3 separate regions of the Homo sapiens genome follow, and regions 1 and 2 are each linked to region 3. A link is a loop called in an ENCODE intact Hi-C map of the cell type or tissue named here. Cell type or tissue: heart right ventricle. All regions are shown on one strand. Each heading gives the region's core, and the rest is flanking DNA. Links, peaks and the distances in the headings are about the cores only. Region 1 has its middle 8.1 kb from the start of EIF3B. Region 2 holds the start of SNORA114 (small nucleolar RNA, H/ACA box 114). Region 3 overlaps PSMG3-AS1 (PSMG3 antisense RNA 1).

Evidence for each region. Peaks named below come from ENCODE experiments on the same cell type or tissue, not always from the same donor. Only the 100,000 strongest peaks of a DNase experiment are listed, where the experiment ranks them.
Region 1: it touches region 3 in a loop (6-fold over the local background); 70 of 110 quality-filtered maps call a loop at or near these places.
Region 2: a loop joins it to region 3, with 3 times the contacts of the local background. A loop is called at or near these places in 2 of 110 quality-filtered maps.

The regions. Positions count from the first base shown.
Region 1 is chr7:2,343,079-2,350,399 of GRCh38, reverse strand. It overlaps a transcript of SNX8 not described here. Among named protein-coding and RNA genes, the nearest start is that of EIF3B, 8.1 kb to the left of the region's middle. In heart right ventricle, for the core only: a CTCF peak has its summit at 2,229; a DNase peak (open chromatin) is centred at 2,229; H3K27ac peaks cover 395 bases.
Region 2 is chr7:2,082,637-2,090,108 of GRCh38, reverse strand. The region is part of intron 11 of MAD1L1 (mitotic arrest deficient 1 like 1); the gene reads left to right. SNORA114 (small nucleolar RNA, H/ACA box 114) reads left to right here and starts at 1,057; the gene lies at 1,057-1,197. In heart right ventricle, for the core only: no CTCF peak of the experiment used is centred there; a DNase peak (open chromatin) is centred at 3,705.
Region 3 is chr7:1,576,626-1,584,097 of GRCh38, reverse strand. It overlaps PSMG3-AS1 (PSMG3 antisense RNA 1), which reads right to left. Exons shown (of 5, transcript NR_027329.1): 4 at 829-936. Among named protein-coding and RNA genes, the nearest start is that of PSMG3-AS1, 10 kb to the right of the region's middle. RefSeq lists an enhancer at 6,726-7,472. In heart right ventricle, for the core only: CTCF peaks have their summits at 4,229 and 4,435 (motif pointing left); a DNase peak (open chromatin) is centred at 4,417.

The DNA of each region.
Region 1 (7,321 bases), core at 1-5,000, 770 kb before region 3:
TAACATTGGTTCATAACTATGAAAATGAAAAATGTTCCGCCACACGGCCCCTTGGGGAAGCCTGACCTGGCTGGGGAGAGAGGCTGCCTGAGCCCGGAGACTGGGCCGAGACTAACCCCTCCCTTGCTATCAAGAGAGCCTCAACGTCTCTAGGCCTCAGTTTTCTTACCTCGCAGGCTTGGGGGAGTTTGGATGAGATAATGTAGGAAAGCTGTGCCTTTATTTTCCTGTGGGTTTATCTTAACAGAATGAGAAGTATTTCCAAGTAGGCCAACCAGGTTCTGAGCGTGGGGATTTCATGTCTTTGAGGAAGAGGTTCAGAGCCGGGAAGTGTCCAGTCCCTGAGCCTGGGAGCCATGAACCGGGTGGTAGAGATCCAGGGTGACCCTTCCAGGGCCCAGGCAGGTGAGATCTCTAGTGGGGTGGCTCCGGGTGTAGCCTGGGAGCCTCATGCTGGGCTGGAGAGGACTGAGACTCTGACCTCACCACCTGTCCACCATGGGCCAGCCTGGGTGGGTTTGTGGACATTCAGGACCTGTCACAGGAGGCTGAGGCAGGAGGATAGCTTGAGCCTGGAAGGTTGAGGCTGCAGTGAGCCAGGATCGAGCCACTGCACTCCAGCCTGGGCAACAGAGTGAGACCTTGTCTTAAGAAAAGCTAAATTGGCCAGGCGCGGTGGCTCACGCCTGTAATCCCAACACTTTGGGAGCTGAGGTGGGCAGATCTCTTGAAGGCAGGAGTTCAACATCAGCCTAGACAACATGGTGAAATCTCATCTTTACAAAAAATTAGTTGTGTGTGGGGGCGTGCTCCTGTAGTCCCAGCTTCTTGGGAGGCTGAGGCAGGAGAATCGCTTGAACATGGGGTGGGGGTAGAGATTGCAGTGAGCCGAGATCACACCACTGCACTCTAGCCTGAGTGACAGAGTGATAAACTGTCTCAAAAAAAAAAAAGTTAAATTAAAAATATAGGGGGTAGGGTGAAAAAAATAAACTAAAAATATAACAAATTTAAAAATATAACACTTAAAAAAGGAAAATAATTTGGGAGATAGTGGTGGTGATGGCTGCGTCAGTGTGAACATGCTTTATGCCAATATACCATATGCTTTAACGTGGTTAAGATGGTACATTTTATGTTATGTACACTTTACTATAATATTACGCATTTTTTTTACTTTTTTTTTTTTTGTTTTTGAGACGGAGCCTCACTCTGTCACCCAGGCTGGAGTGCAGTGGTGTGATCTCGGCTCACTGCAACCTCCACCTCCCAGGTTCAAGCAGTTCTCCTGCCTCAGCCTCCTGAGTAGCTGGTATTGCAGGTGTAAGCCACCTCACCAGGCTTTTTTACAATTTTTTTAAAGAAAAAAAAATTGAAAGTCATGATTTTTTGGTTGTAGTTCTCTTGCTAACTTGTGGGTAGCCTATTTTTTTTTTTTTTTTTTTTTTTGAGACAGAGTCTCACTGTGTTGCCCAGGCTGGAGTGCAGTGGCACAATCTCTGCTCACTGTAACTCCGCCTCCCGGGTTCAAATGATTCTTCTGCCTCAGCCTCCCCAGTAGCTGAGATTACAGGCGCACACCACTATGCCCGTCTAATTTTTTTTTTTTAATTTTTAGTGGAGATGGGGTTTTACCATGTTGGCCAGCTGGCCTTGAACTCCTGACCTCAGGTGATCCGCCCGCCTCTCAGAGTGCTGGAATTACAGGTGTGAGCCACCGCGCCTGGCCACTGGCTGGGTAACCCTGAAAAAGATACTGGGCCGGGCACGGTGGCTCACGCCTGTAATCCCAGCACTTTGGGAGGCTGAGGCGGGTGGATCACAAGGTCAGGAGATCAAGACCATCCTGGCTAACACGGTGAAACCCCATCTCTACTGAAAATACAAAAAAATTAGCCGGGCCTGGTGGCGGGCGCCTGTAGTCCCAGCTACTCGGGAGGCTGAGGCAGGAGAATGGCGTGAACCCGGAAGGCGGAGCTTGCAGTGAGCCGAGATCGCGCCACTGCACTCCAGCCTGGGCGACAGAGCGAGACTCTGTCTCAAAAAAAAAAAAAAAAAAAAGAAAGAAAGAAAAGAAAAAGATACTGTACTCGCCAGAGCCTCTGCCTTGTCCTTCCTGGGTGGAGCGTGCAGGCTAGAGGGGGAGCTAGGTAGCTTGGACCCATTTAGGTGTCAGGAACTGTGGACAGAATTCGAGTTGGCAGAAGAAACGATTCACCTACAGATGGCGATCTTAGCCCGCCCTTTTCAGTGTGTGAACTAGGCTTGCTTTTTTTACTTAGTTTCTTTTTTAAATTCCTTACATAGTAGGAAGCCGAAAAAGCAGCTTTCTCTCCAGCAAGTTTCTCAGTATCTCAGTAATTTCTCCAGGATGTTCTACATAAACCGGTCTATGTCCAATCTCGCAGGGCACTTGGAGACGCAAAGAGGCATCCATGGATTCAAAGGGTCCAGTGTGGGCCAGGCGTGGTGGCTCACGCCTGTAATCTCAACACTGGGAGGCCGAAGCGGGCAGATCACCTGAGGTCAGGAGTTCCAGACCAGCCTGGCTAATATGGCGAAACCCCATGTACTAAAAATACAAAACTTAGCTGGCTGTGGTGGCACACGCCTGTAATTCCAGCTACTTGGGAGGCTGACACAGGAGAATTGCTTCAACCTGGGAGGTGGAGGTTGCAGTGAGCCGAGATCACACCACTGCACTCCAGCCTGGGTGACAGAGCAAGACTCCATCTCAACAAAACAAAGCAAAAGAAAATAAAATGAGCAAAAAAAAAAAAAAAAAAGAATCCAGTGTGGCCCCAAATCATCTGAACTTCCCTGTCTCGTTTGACCATGCTGGTTTCCTCCTGGTTTTCCCTGCCGCCTACTGCCTTCAGCCAAAGGCTCTTTTTTTTTTCTTTTTTTTTTTTTTTTTTTGAGACAGCATCTTGCTCTGTCGCCCAAGCTGGAGTGCAGTGGTGCTATCTTGGCTCCCTGCAATCTCCACCTCCTAGGTTCAAGCGATTCTCCTGTCTCAGCCTCCTGAGGATTGAGGACTACAGGCGCCCACCACGAAGCCTGACTAATTTTTGTATTTTTATTAGAAACAGGTTTCGCCGTGTTAGCCAGGCTGGTCTCAAACTCCTGACCTCAGGTGATCCGTCAGCCTCGGCCTCCCAAAGTGCTGGGATTACAGGCGTGAGCCACTGCGCCCAGCCCAAAGGCTCTTATTATTATTGTTTTGTGGAGATGGTGGGGGCGGAGGGTGTCTAGCTATGTTGCCCCAGCTGGTCTTGAACTTCTGGCCTCAAGTAATTCTCCTACCTCAGGCTCCCATGGCTGGATTACAGGTGAGCAACACACCCTGTTCAAAGACTTATTTGACTTTCTGCCCTATGATGCTTGGCTTCTTCAAATGTAGAGGAGTGAGGCATGGACAGGAATCAGATGCTCCCTATTTCCCTATTCCTTTTTTCTTTTTTTTTTTTTTTTTTTTGAGACGGAGTCTCAATCTCTGTCGCCCAGGCTGGCGTACAGTGGTGTGATCTCGGCTCACTGCAGCCTCCACCTCCCAGGCTCAAGAGATCCTCTGAACTCAGCCTCCTGAGTACTTGTGGCTACAGGTGTGAGCCACCATACTTGGCTAATTTTTTTCTGTTTTTTTTTTTTTTTTTTTTTTTGAGACGGAGTCCAGCCCAGGCTGGAGTGCAGTGGCGCAATCTCAGCTCACTGCAAGCTCCGCCTCCCAGGTTCACGCCATTCTCCTGCCTCAGCCTCCCAAGTAGCTGGGACTACAGGTGCCCACCACCACGCCCGGCTAATTTTTTGTATTTTAGTAGAGACGGGGTTTCACTGTGTTAGCCAGGATGGTCTCGATCTCCTGACCTCGTGATCCTCCCACCTCGGCCTCCCAAAGTGCTGGGATTACAGGTGTGAGCCACCGTGCCTGGCTGCCTCACCTTTTTTTTTTCGTTTTGAGAGTCTTGCTCTTTCAGCCAGGCTGGAGTGCAGTGGTGAAATCACAGCTCAGAGCAGCCTTGACCTCCTGGGTTCAAGCAACCCTCCTGTTTCGGCCTCCCCAGTAGCTGGGGCTACAGGCATGCACCACCATACCCAACTAGTTTTCTTTTTATTTTTTGTAGAGACCAGGGTCTCACTATGTGAGCTCAAACTTCTGGGCTCAAGTCCTCTCCTAAAATATATTTTCTCCTCTGTTCCTCAGAGGAAGCCATCATGTACCTGTAAGTAATGTATTCATTGTTTGGTATTTTTATTGATTTATAGTAGACCCATATGCTATTATAAGAAATAGGCTGGGTGTGGTGGCTCACGCCTGTAATCCCAGCACTTTGGGAGGCTGAGCAGGCAGATCACTTGAGGTCAGGAGTTCGAGACCAGCCTGGCCAACATGGTGAAACCCTGTCTCTACTAAAAATACAAAAATTAGCTGGGAGTGGTGGTGGGTGCCTATAATCCCAGCTACTCGGGAGGCTGAGGTAGGAGAATCGCTTGAACCCAGGAGGTGGAAGTTGCAGTGAGCTGAGATCTTGCCACTGCACTTCAGCCTGGGCAACAAGAGTGAAACTCCGTCTCAAAAAACAAAACAAAAATAAGAAATAATACCCTTTGCCCAGTATCCTCTAATGATGCAGAAGTACACAATAATATCACAACCAGAATGTTGACGCAAATAAAATCCACCAACCTTATTCACATTTCTTCTTCTTTTTTTTTTTTGGACGGATTCTCACTCTGTCTCGCCCAGGCTAGAGTGTGTAGTGGCACGATCTTGGCTCACTGCATCCTCCACCTCCTGGGTTCAAGTGATTCTCCTGCCTCAGCCTCCCAAGTAGCTGGGATTACAGGTGCCTGCCAGCAGGCCCGGCTAATTTTGTATTTTTAGTAGAGATGGGGTTTTTTCCACATGGGCCAGGCTGGTCTTGAACTCCTGACCTCAGGTGATCTGCCTGCCTCAGCCTCCCAAAGTGCTGGGATTACAAGTATGTGAGCCACTGTGCCTGGCCAGATTTCCTCAGTTTTATTTGTCCCCTTTGGTTCATTTACGTCTTTAAATGGACGTGCTGCACTCCACAGACCCTTCTGCAGTTTTCTTCACCCACAATGATGTTTTCAAGATCTATCCATTCTGTACATGCTGTTCTAGTTTATACATTGCATGAATATATCACAATTTCTTATTCACTTCACATTCGTATAAAAGTAGGTTGTTTTGGTTTTTTTCAGTGTTATAAATAGTATTACAGTGAAGACTCTTATGCTTGTCTCTATGAGCTATAGTTTAGAGAATATGACTAAAAGTAGGATTTGCGGGTCACAGGATATCTGCATTCCAATTTATTAGACATTAACAAGTTGTTCTCCAAAGTATCTGTACCAATTTACACTCCCTCCAGCAGTGTGGGAATATTGCTGTTTCTTCCTATCTGCTGTGCGTGAAAGGGTATCGTGTTGTTTGAATTTGCATTTCTCTGATGTAAGTAGATGTCTGATTCAAGCAGAAAATGAAATTATTAAAAGGATCTAAAAGGCCAAGCTGGTCTCGAACTCCTGACCATGTGATCCGCCTGCCTCAGCCTCCCAAAGTGCTGGGATTACAGGCGTGAGCCGCCGTGCCCAGCTGGCTAATTTTCGTGTTGTTGGTATAGATGCGGTTTCATCCTGTTGGCCAGGCTGTCCTCAGATGATCCTGAACTTAAATGATCTGCTTGCCTCAGTGTCCCAAAGTGCTGGGATTACAGGTGTGAGCCACCACACCCAGCCACTTTATAATTTTTTTTTTTTTTTTGAGTTGGAGTCTCGCTCTGTCACCCAGGCTGGAGTGCAGTGGCGCGATCTCGGCCCACTGCTACCTCCGCCTCCCAGGTTCACAAGATTCTCCTGCCTCAGCCTCCCAAGTAGCTGGGACTACAGGCACCCACCACCACGCCCGGCTAATTTTTTTGTATTTTTAGTAGAGACGGGGTTTCACCATCTCAGCCAGGATGGTTTCGATCTCCTGACCTCGTGATCCGCCCGTCTGGGCCTCCCAAAGTGCTGGGATTACAGGTGTGAGCCACTGTCTATAATTTTTTTAATAAAATAGAGAGGAGGTCTTACCATGTTGCCCAGGCTGATCTTGAACTCCTGAGCTCAAGCGATCTTCCCACCTTGGCCTCCCAAAGTACTAGGATTTTCTTTTTATTTTCCTTTTCTTGTTTTTGAGACTGAGTCTTGCTCTGTCGCCCAGGCTCAATTACGTGATCATGGCTCACTGCAGCCTTGAACTCCTGGGTTCAAGGAATCCTTCTGCCTCAGCCACCCAAATAGCTGGGACTACAGGCGCACGGCACCACACCTGGCTAATTTTTTTTTTTTTTTTTTTTTGAGATGGAGTTTTGCTCTTGTTGCCCAGGCTGCAGTGAAATGGCAGGATCTCAGCTCACTGAAACCTCCACCTCCCCAGTTCAAGCGATTCTCCTCCCTCAGCCTCCTGAGTAGCTGGGATTACAGGCCTGCACCACTGTGCCTGCACCACTGTGCCTGGCTAATTTTGTATTTTTTAGTAGAGACAGGATTTCTCCATGTTGGTCAGGCTGGCCTTGAACTCCCGACCTCAAGTGATCGGCCCCCTTTGGCCTCCCAAAGTGCTAGGATTACAGGTGTGAGCCACTGCATTTGGCTCATATCTGGCATTTTTACCTTCTACAGTGGGAAGATAATCTTCTTTTATTTATTTATTTATTGAGATTGGATCTTACTCTGTCGCCTAGGCTGGAGGGCAGTGGCACCATGTTGGCTCACTGCAAGCTCCGCCTCCCGGGTTTACGCCATTCTCCTGCCTCAGCCTCCCCAGCAGCTGGGACTACAGGTGCACGCCACCACACCCGGCTAATTTTTTGTATTTTTAGTAGAGACGGGGTTTCACCGTGTTAGCCAGGATCGTCTCGATCTCCTGATCTCGTGATCCGCCCGCCTCGGCCTCCCAAGGTGCTGGGATTACAGGCGTGAGCCACCATGCCCGGCCTGTATGAGCTCTTTGTAAGTTCAGGCTTCTAGTCTTTAAACTTTGTATATGTTAAAAATATTTTTTCCCAGGGTGTGGCTCATCTTTGCATCTTTGTTCATGGTCTCTTTCATCATACAGTTTGGTCATACTAAATGGCCAAATTAATATTTAAAATTATCAAGGCCAGGTGCGGTGGCTCATGCCTGTAATCCCAGCACTTTGGGAGGCCAAGGTGGGTGGATTATTTGAGGTCAGGAGTTAGAGACCAGCCTGGCCAACATGGTGAACCCCCACCTCTACTAAAAATACAAAAATCAGGCCAGGCGTGGTGGC
Region 2 (7,472 bases), core at 890-5,889, 510 kb before region 3:
GAATGACTTCTTCCTAATGAAGTTAAACACGACCATGCCATTCCTGACAAGGGAACCTGCCGTTTCCTGTCACTCTTCCTTGTCCGCCTGCCCTCAAAGCTTTCGTTGCATAGCTGGTAGCAAACCAACATCACTAGGGTTGGTGTTCCCTGTCCCTGGCCGGAGCTCCTTCTGCAGCTCGAAAGGTCTGGGGAGAGCAGCCCTTCAGCCCACTCTGATCTCATGGCAGGTGTGTGTTAGCCTGGCCTTAATTAAGCCTGGCCTTCGAGATGGATGTCAGAACAGCATGATTATTGGACACTTTGTTTTGGAAGCCCGTTCCTTTAGAAGGTGTGCACTTGGAAGTGTGATTAAACACGATGCACGTGATGGGGTGGGCCCCGGGGACAGGTGTTGGAAGTGTGATTAAACACGATGCACGTGATGGGGTGGGCGTGTGGGGTGGGCCCCGGGGACAGGTATTGGAAGTGTGATTAAACACGATGCACGTGATGGGTGGGCGTGTGCGGTGGGCCCCAGGGACAGGTGTTGGGGCTTGGTTGCTTTCCCTGTGTATTAGTCTGTTTTCATGCTGCTGATACATACCTGAAACTGGAAATACAAAAAGGTTTAATTGGACTTATGGTTCCACATGGCTGTGGAGGGCTCCGAATCATGGTGGGAGGCAAAAGGCTCTTCTTACATGGTGGTAGCAAGAGAAAATGAGGAAGAAGCAAAAGTGGAAAGCCTGGATAAACCCATCCGATCTCGTGAGTCTTATTCACTATCACGAGAATAGCATGGGAAAGACGGGCCCCCATGATTCAGTTACCTCCCCCTGGGTCCCTCCCACAGCCTGTGGGAATTCTGGGAGATGCAATTCCAGTTAGGATTTCCACGGGGACGCAGCCAAACCATATCACCTTGGCTGTGGCCTCCACTGTGCCTGGGACTGGCCACAGAGAGCTGTGTCTCCGTGGCTGCCTTCTCCTTGCCTGTTTGCGTGGTCTCGAGGAAGCTGCACAGCAGGGCCCGAGTCGGCCGTGTGAGCCGCTCTCCCTGTCAAAGCACACCCATCCCTGCCTGCTTTGACCTGAACTTGGTGACCTTCAGGCCATCAGTGGAGTGGGGCAGAATGAATAGCCTGTCCTGGCTCATGGCAGCCACCGGGTGAGGCGCCTGCATGCGTGGCTCGGAGGCCTTCTGCAGGCACAACCCCCACCGTGGGCCTGGCAGCTTGTGTGGGAGGCGTGCGGGTCGGTGGCAGAGGGTGAGCACCAGCCCTGTGTGAACCTTCACAACTCCTCTGTGGACCCTGGACTTGGCTTCACTGCTGGTGAGAATCTGGTGTGTGCTTTGGGGCACCCAGGAAATGGAGTTGAGGGCGTCTAGGTTGTACTTGAGAGATGGCCCGGCTCCGTCGGTGTCCTTCCTTCAGGCTGAAGAGCTGCATGGAGTGTGACAGATGGCACTCCCTCCACCCGTCCCCTTGCTGCCTCTCGCTCATGGCCACTGCTGAGTGCTGGGAGTGCCCCAGGCTGTGCCACACCGTCCTGATCTCCCCGGCCTCCCAGGGAGATGGATGTGCACGTGCAGTGGCAGCTCCAGAGCTGTCATGGTGGCACTCGAGGCTGGGGCGGTGTTCCCTGGAGGCAAGCGGGGAGCCTCTCTGGGGTTCAGTGGAGCTCAGACTGCCATGGTGGGACGGAGCGGGGCGGGGGCTGTGGTGGGAATAGGTGGCTCAGTGTGGGCCAGAAGGTTGGAGGGCTGGCGCCGACACGGAACCAGGGTAGCACGAGACCACCGTGCTGGTAACCAGATGGCGCAGCCTGTGATGGGGGCCTGGATTGTGTTCCAGCGGCAACAGGCCCGTCGGCAGGTTTCAGGCAGGGGTGTGAGGAGGCGTGAAGAGGCGCGATGTGTGATCCAAGGTCGCTTTGCTGCCCGACCTCGTCCACTGTTCTGTGGCCATGCACGTGGGCCCCCATATTTCCACTCAGCCTGTGCGGGTGCTTTGTGTGTAGACTTTTAAAGGGGAGAAGTCAGTGTGGTCCGAGTCCCAGTCTTCTTCTTCTCTAACTCTCCTAGAGCCTCAAGCCTCGATCTGCTGGGAAACGGATCCAGTTAGCTGTGAGAGGGGAAGTGGCAGCTTTGCTGAGTTTCACTGGATCTTCTCAGAGGCACCGGCTGTTGAATTCTGTTTCCTCTCCCCACACGCTGTTGTGGTTTTCCCTTCAGCTGCTAGCGCCGTGCTGTCTTGGATGCTAAGGGGCGCCTACGGTGTTCCATGAAGCTGTTCTCTGTGGACAGGCAGGATCTCTCTAAACATACAGTTGGCGCTAGCTTTCTTTCAGCTCCCCAGTCCCTGCTCCTGGCCATGGGACATCATTCCTTTTACAACAAAGAGGATCCTGTCTCTTCCCAAGTACCACTGTTCCTTTGCGATCGGCACAGGCAGGAGAGGTCCGCCCTGCCAGGCCTGGGTCAGTGGAGCTGTGCAGACTGTGGTATAGAAGCTGCCTTCAACAGTTGTATTCCATTTGGGCTTCTCCATTTCCTGATTAGTAGTAGTATTAATAATATTATTTTCAAGACGGAGTCTCACACTGTTGCCCAGGCTGGAGTGCAGTGGTGCGATCTCGGCTCACTGCAACCTCCATTTCCCGGGTTCAAGTGATTATCGTGCCTCAGCCTCATGAGTAGCTGAGATTACAGGCGCGCGCCACCAGGCCTGGCTAATTTTTGTATTCTTAGTAGAGACAGGGTTTCGCCATGTTGGTCAGGCTGGTCTTGAACTCCTGACCTCAAGTGATCTGTCCGCCTCACCCTCCCGAAGTGCTGGAGTTACAGGCATGAACCACCATGCCTGGTCCATTTCCCGATTATTTATTGGTAGTAAAATTCACTTTGAGGTGTGTGGCTCTGTGGGTCTTGACAGTTGCACTGAGCATCCCCCACCACAGCCATGATTCAGTTCCATCACCCTAAGAGTTTCTCCTGCCTCCCCTTGGTCACAGCGCTCTTCCCCTGCCGCCAGCAGCCATGTGGGTACGTTTTTAAAGAGAAGAGCTTCCATGAGGTTTGAAGCCCAGTTTCTCCATGCATGACCACCACCTCCTCCATGCTCTTCTCAAAGTGATGTTGCTTTTTCTTGTTTTAAAACTTTTTCCTGAACTCAGCTTGTAACTCTTAGGATTCCTGGCCACATCTCCCGTCTTCCTGCACGTGATTTCTCTGCCACCCTTGCTTTTAGTCGCAGAAGATAACAGCAATTGTGCTGGGCGCGGTGGCTCATGCCTGTAATCCCAGCAATTTGGGAGGCCGAGGCAGGTGGATCAACTGAGGTCAAGAGTTCGAGACCAGCCTGGCCAACACAGTGAAACCCTGTCTCTACTGAAAATACAAAAAAAATTAGCTGGGTGTGGTGGCAGGCAACTGTAATCCCAGCTACTCTGGAGGCTGAGGCAGAATTGCTTGAACCTGGGAGGCGGAGGTTGCAGTGAGCCGAGAGCGTGCCATTGCACTCCAGCTCTGGGGGACAAGAACGAGACTTTGTCTCCAAAAAGAAAAAAAAAGAAAAAGAGCAATTGTGGCTGGCCTGTCTCCCTGCCTGCAGCGTTTACGGCTTTCCCATGGGCAGAGGCCGTGTGTGGCTCCGTCCCCAGCCGGCTGTGCTGTCTCTGTCGTGCTCCTTGGCACTGACTGACTGACCTGTCTGGAGCCTCCAATTAAAGGTCACTGGCAGCACTTCCCCTAATTACCATGCCATAAGGACTTGGCAGGTTTTGTGGCTGTGGTGTGAGCGAGGGCGTGCCTGTGCTTCAGTGATGCGTTACCCAGTGCTGAGTTGTTGAGCTGCACCTTCCTTTGGATGGGATGCATTTTGGGGAGGAGGACGGAGAATCTGAGCTTCTTCCCTACCAGGCATCTTGTCCTCACTGGGCCTGTGGGGAGGGAGGGGCTCATCCTTAGGAGCTCAGTTGCTTGTCTTTAGGAGCTCCTTGGGGCTGCTGGCCAGGAGGGAGGGAGGTGACGGGTCTTGCCGTCCTCCCCCGCAGCGTGGAGTCCTCCCGGGCAGGGTGGGATTCCTGGGGGTAGGTGGAGCTGCGCACGGAGGTGATGGGTCTCACCATCCTCCAGGCCTTCATACATGCCTGATGGGCCTGTGAAGTTGGCGGGAGTGGGCAGTCGGCGCCCTCGTACGCACCTGGTGGTCCTGTGAAGCTGCATCTGCCGTGAGCGTCCAGTGGGTCTTCAGAGGTTAGGCGGTCACTGGATGACCCAGCAACTTCCCTTCTAAGTGCGCACCCAAGAGAATTGATAACATGTTTGCACGAACACTCGTGTCATCGTTCATAGCAGCATTGCTCATAGTAGCCAAGAGATGGGGCCAACCCAAATGCCCCTCAGCTGTGACTAAAAACAACACGGCTGTCCACCCAGCGAGGAGTTATTGAGCCATAAGAGATGGAGGCTGATGTATGCTGCAGCAGGGACTGGCCTTGAAGACATGATGCCAAGTCAATTCAACAGTATGAAAGGCCACCACCTGTATGATGACATTAATATGAAGTGCCCAGAATAGGCAAAGTCCCGAACTCAAAGCAGGGCATTCCTGAGACACTGCCGTGGCCTCATGTGCTCACTGTGGGCAGAAATATCAGAGTGGCCACTGCCCTGGGAGAACCAGGTGGCCGAGAGGCAATGGCGGCTGCAGGCAGGGACAGCTACATGCGCTGCTCTCCTGGGGTGTGTACTGCGTGGCTGTGCGGCGGGGAGACAGACCACACGGTGAGGTGGGAGGGTGGAGCTTGTTAGCAGGCACCGTTACTTGCTCCGTTACACTTGTCTTTTGTTAACCTTTTCTACCTTTGAGCTTCTTTGAGGACAGTCACCATTGTGTCTGCTTTGCCTGGAATGGTGGCTGATACACAGTGGGTGCTTGAGGTGAGCGTGGAGTTACGGTTCTGAGACCCGTGGCTAGCATGTGAGCTGCAGTAACGAACAGTGTAGTCACTGTCAGGACTGAGCAAGACCGGCGTTGAATTCTTGCTCATCACTGACTGCTGGCCCTTTAGCAGGCTCTCTGATGTCTTCTCAGCTGGGCCATCTCGTCTGTAAAGGACATGATGATAGTCCTTGGCTTGGGGTGGTGGGAAACACATAAACGTGACGATGTATGTTCAGGAAACGATGACGGCAATGATAAGGTCTCTTTTACCCACATGTGGCGAGTTTCTTACTCTACAAGGCTACAGAGTCGCAGGCTCTTCACCTGGAGGGTTGGGAGCACCCTCCTGCCCCCGTGCTTGGCCCTGTATTTGTCACGGCTCCTTCCTTTTTCTCCTCCCTGCCCCAGTCTGGCTCTGGTGGCTCCCAGGGTTATCTGGGGCCGGACATCAGGACGTTCCAGGAGATGTCCAGAGGTGCGAGGCAAGTTCTGAGGGAGGTTCTCCAATGCAGGGATCAAGCTGGCGGTAGGTGACACATTGAGTGGTGTGCTGGCGGCTGCAGTGGCCGCCACCGTGGCTCAGGAAGTAGGTTTTCTGGGCTAGGACTCCGCACTGAGCTGGGTTTCCTGCCTCTAATCTGCTCTCCAGCAGTCAGGCCTGCCAGAGCCTGGGGACCTCCGTGAGCACAGGTACCTGCTCCCTCGTCCCCGGCACGTCTGCGTGGGCGCAGGGCCTTCTCTGGCATCACCCTGCCCGGGCAGCGCCACTCGCATGCTCTGCCCCCTTGCAGTGCTCTGCTCCCAGCAAGTGAAGGTCATGGCCCTTGGCATTCCTGGCCTCGCGCTGCCCGTGGCTGTCTCTGTGGCGGGTCCGGCCACACCTGTGGACAGGCCCTTTCTGTCCCCCCTGGACTTTGAGGAAATGAAGTCAGTATTCACCAGCACAGCAGAGCTTTATTTTTCTACACATACGCAGAAACTTCCATTGTGTTTCCTGAATTATTTTGACCCAAGTCTTCCAGATCCTGCGGAGTGTCCACCGCACACCCTGCCAGCAGTGCTGCCTTGGAATGCCTTTCGGGTGTCCAGAGGAAGCCGCTGGTTAACTGATAGCGAGAAAGGGAATGGCGGCTCGGATGTGAGCATTCTTCTCCGAGTTGGGTGCATGTGGAAAACCGGACCTTCACTGGGTGGGGGTCCATGCCCAGTCTGCGCCCGCTTCCCCAGTGCCTTCTTGCCCAAGCTCCTCCCCACCCCAGGGTCTGACTGCGCTGGAATCACTGGGAGCATCCTGCAGCCGGCCCACAGGATGGGCCCAGCAGACACTCACAGTGACCAACCAGGAGGTCCTGGAGATGGGAACGGGCGCTCCTGCAGTATCAGGAACAGATCTGTTTCTTCCCACGTGCTTTTCCCTGAAGAACTGGGAGGAGGAAATGTTGGTCTTCTTGGTACACAGCCTGCTGCAGGTCAGTGGCGGAGGCCGGGTTTCAACCCAGGTCTCCCAGGTCTTCCTAGCGTCCGATGCCGTTGCCTCTTCCATCTTGGCCACGGGGGACATCTTGCAGTCTGTTACGTCTGGAGTCTCCCGACAGCCCGCCCTGCGCTGGCCTCCACCCACTGACCCACCTTGGAGGCCTCTCCGCTGATTTACCTGCCCGAGTGCTGAGCGCCGTGCCTCGAGACTGGGGGCACTCACCCCGCACCTCCTCTCCGTGCTGTGTAAGCCAAGAAGTGCTCAGTGATTCCAACAAGCACTAACCCTGCCTTTTAAAGGTCATTCCTGTCTTTGTCAGTTCTTAAAGTTCAAGAGGAAATAAACTGCTTAGAGCTGGCATTTCTCAAGTCAAGTGTCAGCCCTCCAAGCCCCCCGCCCGGCACGGAGGAAGCGAGGTTCATAAATGAGCTGCCGGGTGACTCAGTGATGGGCGAATGGGTGCCTTCCTCTCTCCAGCTCCTGCTAGAAAGGAATGAAAGGGAAACTAATAATTCCGAAAATCTCATTTTCTCCTTAAAGTTTTGTTACTCAGCACGGGGAATGCTTTGGAGATGTTTCTTTATTGGTCGAGTGACAGCGTTTAGAGGCTGTCAGCCCTGGGTACCCAGGACGTCACGCGCAGGGAGGGACGGCTCTTCCCCCTGGGGGCCTGTGCCACCCGTTCCTGATTGACGGGCAGGGGAGCTCTCCCTGCAGCGCGAGAGACAGCAGAGGCCCCATGAAGGTGCCACACCTAACGGGGTATTGACTTCTGTGCTTTGGGTCAAGGATGGCAAAATCAATGGGAAAATAAACAGGCCGAATGTGCTTCATTACCCAGGTAGCGCTGAAGCAGCTGGAGTGGTCGTGCGGCGCACAGGCGTGGGCGGAGGCTGGGCCGAGTGCAGGCGCCGGGCTCCATCAATTGTCATGGGCACTAGAGCCTCAGCTTCAGAGCTGCTAATTGGGCTATCGGGTGATTCCAAAGAGAGACGCCACAGAGATCGCTTTGCCTCTTCTTTTAACTATTTGTCTAATTTGATGCAAGCCTCAGTTAAACGGGGT
Region 3 (7,472 bases), core at 1,373-6,372:
CAAGGAGGTGGAGGTTGAGGTGAGCCGAGATGGCACCATTGCACTCCAGCTGGGCAACAAGAGCGAAACTCTGACTCAAAAAAAAAAAAAGGAAAGAAAATTAGCTGGGCATGGTGGTCTGCACCTGTAGTCCCAGCTCCTCAGGAGGCTGAGGCAGGAGAATCGCTTGAACCCGGGAGGTGGAGGTTGCAGTGAGCTGAGATCGTGCCATTGCACTCCAGCCTGGGCAACAAGAGTGAAACTCAGTCTCAAAAAAAAAAAAAAAAAAAACCCAAAAGGATTAATTTGTTGTTGTTGTTTTAAGATGGCGGCTCACTCTGTCTCCCAGGCTGAAGTGCAATGGCGAGATCTCGGCTCGCTGCAGCCTCCACCTCCCAGGTTCAAGAGATCCTCCTGCCTCAGCCTCCTGAGTAGCTGGGGTGACAGGTGCCTGCCACCATGTCCAGCTAATTTTTTTTGTTTTGTTTTTAGTAGAGACAGGGTTTCACCATGTTGGTCAGGCTGGTCTCAAACTCTTGACCTCAGGTGATCCACCCTCCTTGGCCTCCCAAAGTGCTGGGATGACGGGCGTGAACCACCGTGCCCAGCCCCCACCCAAAAGGATTGAAAGCAGGATCTGAGAGGCAGGTGCTCACCCACGTTCCCACAGACGTTATTCACAGGAGCTGAGAGATGGGAGCTGCCCACGTGCCCACCGACAGGCAAGTGAATGAGCACAGTGTGCTCCATCCACACCACGGGAATCCACACCACGGGAATCCACACCACGGGAATCCACACCATGGGATACTGCTCAGCCAAACAGAGTGAAGGGAGTCAGACACCTGCCTCAGCATGGATGGACCTCGACGGCATCGGGTTTTGTGAAATAAGCCAGTCATGAAAGGACCAATACTGTCTGATTCCACACCCACGGGGTCCCTACAGCAATCGAATCTGCAGAGACAGAAAACAGAACGGTGGGTGCCGGGGGTCACAGGGGGGATGGAGAGTGAGGGTTTCATGGGGGCAGAGTTTCAGTTTGGGGAGATGAAAGAGCTCTGGAGACAGGTGCTGAGGGTTGCACAGCAATGTAAATGTGTTGAGTGCCACTGACCTCTGCAGTGGGACGTGGTCATGATGCTGATTTTCTGTGATGTGCATTTTACTGCGATCAAAAATTAAAGGCTGGGCGCAGTGGCTCTTGCCTGTAATCCCAGCACTTTGGGAGACCAAGACGGGCAGACCATGAGGTAAGGAGATCGAGACCATCCTGGCTAACACGGTGAAACCCTGTCTCTACTAAAAATACAAAAAATTACCCAGGCGTGGTGGTGCGCGCCTGTAGTCCCAGCTACTCGGAAGGCTGAGGCAGGAGAATCGCTTGAACCGGGGAGGCGGAGGTTGCAGTGAGCTGAGATCGCACCACTGCACTCCAGCCTGGGTGACAGAGCAAGACTTTGTCAAAAAAAAAAAAAGAAAGAAAAAGAAAAATTAAAATAGGATGGGCGTGGTGGCCTATAATCCCAGCACTTTGAGAGGCCGAGGCGGGTGGATCACTCGAGGTCAGGAGTTTGAGACCAGCCTGACCAATATGGCAAAACCCTGTCTCCACTAAAAATACAAAAATTAGCCAGGCGTGGTGGTGTACGCCTGTAATCCCTGCTACTTGGGAGGGTGAGGCAGAAGAATCGCTTGAACCCGGGAGGTGGAGGTTGCAGTGAGGTGAGATCGCATCAGTGCACCACACCCTGGGCGACAGAATGAGACTCTGTCTTTAAAAAAAAAAAAAGAAGATAAAAAGTGTTCGGCTCATGGACCAGGAGAGACAGTCAGGAAGATGGACAATGGGTTGGGCACAGGGTCCACAGGCTTCCCTCAGGAACAAAGGCAAGAGCAGGGAGACCACGGGAGGAGCTGAGGCTGCATGTGTAGGTGAATGCAGTGACCAGGTGGGCACAGAGGGGCCAGAGGGACCGGAGAGGCAGGGACAGAGCTGGTCCCAGCCACACAGTGGTGAGTCCTCAGGTCCCACAGCCCCTCCACGAACACACCACATATGCACAGGTTTCCATGCTCACAGCCGCACACACTTACACATATGTGCTGGTAACACACGTGTACAGCTCACCCCCACCAAAGTCAAGCTGGCACTTGATGTACAATCTCACATGGGCGACATTCTGGAGACAAGGCAGGGAGCGGGTCAGGGCTTCAGCGGGCAGAGGGCTGACGGCAAAAGACGGTGAGGGGATTGGGGGAGGACGTCGTTGGTTTGGGGTCTTTGTTTGTTTGTTTTTGTTTTGCATCAGAGTCTCGCTCTGTCGCCCAGGCTGGAGTGCGGTGGTGCAATCTTGGCTCACTGCAACCTCCGCCTCCCAGGTTCAAGCGATTCTCCTGACTCAGCCTCCCGAGTAGCTGGGATTACAGGTGCCCGCCACTATGCCCAGCTAATTTTTGTATTTTAGTAGAGATGAGGTTTCACTGTGTTAGCCAGGCTGGTCTCAGTCATGGTTATGGCTGTAAGATGGTCTGCATTTGTCAAAACTCACAGAACAAAACACGAAAGGAGTGCATTTTACTGTATGCAAAGTAAAACTTTTTTTTTTTTTTAAGAGACACAGTCTGTCTGGCTCTGTCACCCAGGCTGGGGTGCAGCGGTGCAATCATAGCTCGCTGCAGCCTCAACCTCCTGGGCCCAAGCGATTCTCATGCCTCAGCCTCCCTAGTAGCTGGGACCACAGGAGCATGACACCACACCAGGCTAATTTTTAAATTTTTTGTAGAGACAGGGTCTTGCAATGTTGCCCAGGCTGGTATTGATCTCCTAGGCTCAAGCAATTTGTCTACCTTGGCCTCCCCAAGTGTTGAGATTCCAAGTGTGAGCCACCACATGCAGTGCTTATATCGTCATTTTTTAAGTTAAAAATAGAAGAAAATAAAACACCATCCCAGCCAGGAGCCCCCAGACCTGGCCCTGGGGGAGGCGGGGTCCCTGGGCCACCTCCCATCCTAACGCCCTGTCCTTTGGAGCTATGTCCCAGGAGAAGAGCGTGAGCCTGCCACACATGTGCTGGACAGAGTGCCCATGCACTGCCCTGACACCAGAGAGACCCTCAGAAAGCCCCAGAGAGAGCCGCAGGGCTGTGAGCAGCTCAGAACACGGCGCTTTCGCGGAGCAGCCGGGAGGCTCCTTGCCCAGGACAGGGAGTCAGGAACCTGGCTGCCCGGTCTCGTTTCCCTTTTCTCTAGGGCTACCAGGAAGGTCAGAGCTGAGGCTGAGGCCCAATAACAGCAACTGCAGAGGACCCGGCACCGGCACACACAGGCCCTGCGCTTCTGTTATGGCCTTGACAGTCTATTCCAGCTTCTGTCTCCCCGGGCCCGATTCTGAACAGTCATGTCCTTGTCTGATTTATAATCCTCTACCTGCGTGCGCCTGGCCCGTCTCCCCAGAGGACTGCGGGCTGGGCCTGTGTCCTGGCTACCTCTGCAGAGCCAGCACGGGGTCAGGCTCAGCAGGTGCCTGTGACGTCAATTACAGATGCCAACACCTTCCAAAGACAAAGTGCTTTGTCATTAGCTGACTGGATGGGGAGAGAGGGACCCAGATAAGAGAAAGACAGAGAGAGAGAGAGAGAAAAGGAGACAGAGACAGAGACAGATGCACAGCAGACAGACCAAAGGAGACAGAAAGAAATAGGTAGACAGACAAACGGAGAAACCAACAGAGACAGACCGTGAGAGAAAGAGACAGAGAGACACACACAGACAGGCACGCTGGCAGAGAAAGAGACAGACCAAGAGAGATAGAAACCAGAGAGACAGAGACAGACAGAGAGACAGAGACAGGCAGGCCATGGGAGACAGAAGGAGACAGGCAGACAGACAGATGGAGAAAGAGAGAGAGACAGACACAGACAGAGATGCAGAGACAGACAGACAGACCAAGAGAGACAGAAATGAGAGAGACAGAGACAGACAGACAGACCAAGAGAAAGAGAGACAGAGACAGACATAGACAGAGATGCAGAGACAGACAGACAAATAGACACATGGAGACAGACAGGCAGACGGACAAAGAAAAAGAGACCAAGAGAGAGGAAAGAGACAGAGAGTGGCACACAGACAGACAGACAGAGAGGTAGGCAGAGAAAGAGAAGAGAAAGACCCAGACAGACAGAAACAGACAGAGAGAGACCGTCAGACAAAGAGAAACAGGCTGAGAGAGACAGAGACAGAGAGAAAGAGACAGAGAGAGACAGAGGGATGAACTGGCTCCTGGCCTCCTAGGAAGATGCATAATTTCGGAGAGGAGGAGGAGGACCTCCCTCCCCCAACCAGAGAGTGAGGAGAATAAGACACCTCCCTCCCTCCCCAACTCTGGACCCAGCCCCAGCCCAGCCCCAGCGCTGCACAGGAGCGTTCTGTGGCCTCTGCTGCCCCCCAGAGGCGTTCACTGGAAACATGCCCTCCTGACGCGGCTTCCCAGTGGCTGGAGACAGTCCAGTCGCTCCTCCTTCCTGCCCTCATTCCTGCCAGGACCCCGCTCAAATCCCCTCCTGGGGTGCACCTGTGGCTCACAGGTGTGTCTGTCCAACGCTAACCTCCCTGGCTACAACTACTGCAAGTATTTTTCCTTATTTTCCCTTTTTATTTCTTTTTTGGTTGTAAAAATAAAATGTTAGCTATAGCCGGGCACAGTGGCTCACACCTGTAATCCCAGCACTTTGGGAGGCTGAGGCGGGAAGATTTCTTGAGCCTGAGAGTTCAAGGCTGCACTGAGCAGAGATCTTGCCACTGCACTCCAGACTGGGCGACGGAGCAAGACCCTGTGGAAAACAAAACAAAAAACAACAAAAATGTCAACTATAAAAAATTCATATAGAATATGTGTGGATGTTGAAAGCTGGAAGTCCCACCTAATTCTGCCCCACCACCCCAGTCGACCTTGGTGACACGGCATCACTGCTGGCCTTCTCCACCAGGCAGGAGGTCCTGTATTTCCAGGAGGTCTTTGCTTACGGGCCCATCTCATTCTTTTTTTCAGCTGTCTTCGTAGGGGAGCATTTTCTCCTTCCTTTCAAATCTCTTTGAAATTACTTCCTGTTCTACTTGTTGGCAGTAGGGTCATTTCTGCTTTTCCTGGCTCTGCCTTGACCTGCAGGCATTTGTTTATTGTCTGTCTTATATCTTCATGGGGGTGGTAGCAGGGGGCCTTGGATCAGCTTCCAGCAGAAAATGCTCATCGAGTGAATGACCAAGCAAACACTTCTCTTACGGATGGATGGATGGATGAATGGATGGATGGGTGAGTGGATGGATGGATGAATGGATGGATGTGTGGGTGGATGGATGGATGAGTGAATGCATGGGTGAGTAAATGGATGAATGAGTGGATGAGTGAATACATGAATGGATGATCGGATGGATGAATGAGTGGATGAGTGAATACATGAATGGATGAGCGGATGGATGGGTGAGTGGATGGATGGATGAATTGACGGGTGGATGGATGGATGGATGAGCGGATGGATGGGTGGGTGGATGGATAGATGGGTGAATGGATGGATAGATGAGTGAATGCATGGGTGAGTGGATGGATGAATGGACGGGTGGATGGATGGATGGATGAGCAGATGGATGGGTGGGTGGATGAGTGGATGGATGGATGGATGAGTGGATGGATGGGTGGGTGGATGGATGGATGGGTGGGTGGGTGGATGGATGGATGAATGGATGGATGGGTGGGTGGATGGATAGATGGGTGAATGGATGGATAGATGAGTGAATGCATGGGTGAGTGGATGGATGAATGGACGGGTGGATGGATGGATGGATGGATAAGCAGATGGACGGGTGGGTGGATAAGTGGATGGATGGATGAGTGGATGGATGGGTGGGTGGATGGATGAGCAGACAGATGGGTGGGTGGATGGATGGGTGGGTGGACGGATGGATGAGTGGACAGATGGGTAGGTGGATGGATGGATGAGTGGATGGATGGGTGGATGAATGGATGGATGGGTGGGTAGATGGATGGATGGATGGATGGACGGGTGAGCAGATGGATGGGTGGGTGGATGGATGGATGGGTGGATGGATGAGTGGATGGATGGGTGGGTGGATGGATAGATGGGTGAATGGATGGATAGATGACTGAATGGATGGATGGGTGGGTGGATGGATGGATGAGTGGATGGGTGGGTGGATGGATGGATGGGTGGATGGATGAGTGGATGGATGGGTGGGTGGATGGATAGATGGGTGAATGGATGGATAGATGACTGAATGCATGGGTGAGTGGATGGATGAATGGACGGATGGATGGATGGATGAGCGGATGGATGGGTGGGTGGATGGATGGATGAGTGGATGGATGGATGGATGGATGGATGGATGAGCGGATGGATGGATGGGTGGATGGATGGACAGATGTCTGTTCGGCAGGAATACAGAGCAACTGAGACGTGCCTGCACTGCTGGAGGGAATGCACAGTGGTGCAGACACTTTGGAGAGCAGCTTGGAAGCTTCTAGAATTAAGCACGTATCTGCCATGCTACTTAGCAATCCCACTCCCAAGTATTTCCCAAGAGAAGTGAACATTTATGTTCTCGCAAACACCTGTACATGAAGGTCAATGGTGGCTTTATTCATAGTGGACCAAGCTGGATATAACCCAAATGTCTTCAATAGAAGAATGGATAAATAAACGGTGGTGCATCCAGACAATAGACTATACTACCCAGCAAAAAAAAAGAGATTAATTACTGATGTGGGCAACAACCTGGTTGAATTAGTATCTTCAATAGGAGAAGCCAATCAGGAAAGGCTACACACACTACATGACTCTGAGATAGGAGGTAGCAGGACGGGTTTCAGAAGACACAGGTCACAAAGACCCCACTGATAAAACAGAGTGTGGTAGAGAAGCCAGCCGAAACCCACCAAATCCAAGATGGCGAGGAAAGCGACCTCTGGTCGTCCTCACTGCTCATTACATGCTAATTATAATCCATTAACATGTGAAAAGACACTTCCACCAGTGCCATGACCGTTTACAAATGCCATGGCAACGTCGAAAAGTTACCCAACATGGTCTAAAAAGGTGAGGAAGCCTCAGTTCTTGGAATTCCTCACCTCTTTTCCAGAAAATGCATGAATAATTCAGCCCTTTGTATAGCATGTGATCAAGAAATAACCCTAACAATAGCCAGTCAGCAGCACCCAGGGAAGCTCTGCCTATGGGAGTAGCCACCCTTTTATTCCTTTACTTTCCTGTCACCCAGGCTGGAGTGCAGTGGCATGATCATAGCTCGCTGCAGCCTCGGACCCCTGGGCTTAAGCGATCCTCTTACCTCAGCCTCCCAAGTAGCTGGAATTACAGGTGCATCTCACCACGCCCAGCTGATTTATTTATTTTTTGTAGAGACAGGGTCTTGCTATGTTGCCCAGGGTGGCCTCAAACTCCTGGCTTCAAGTGATCCTCCCA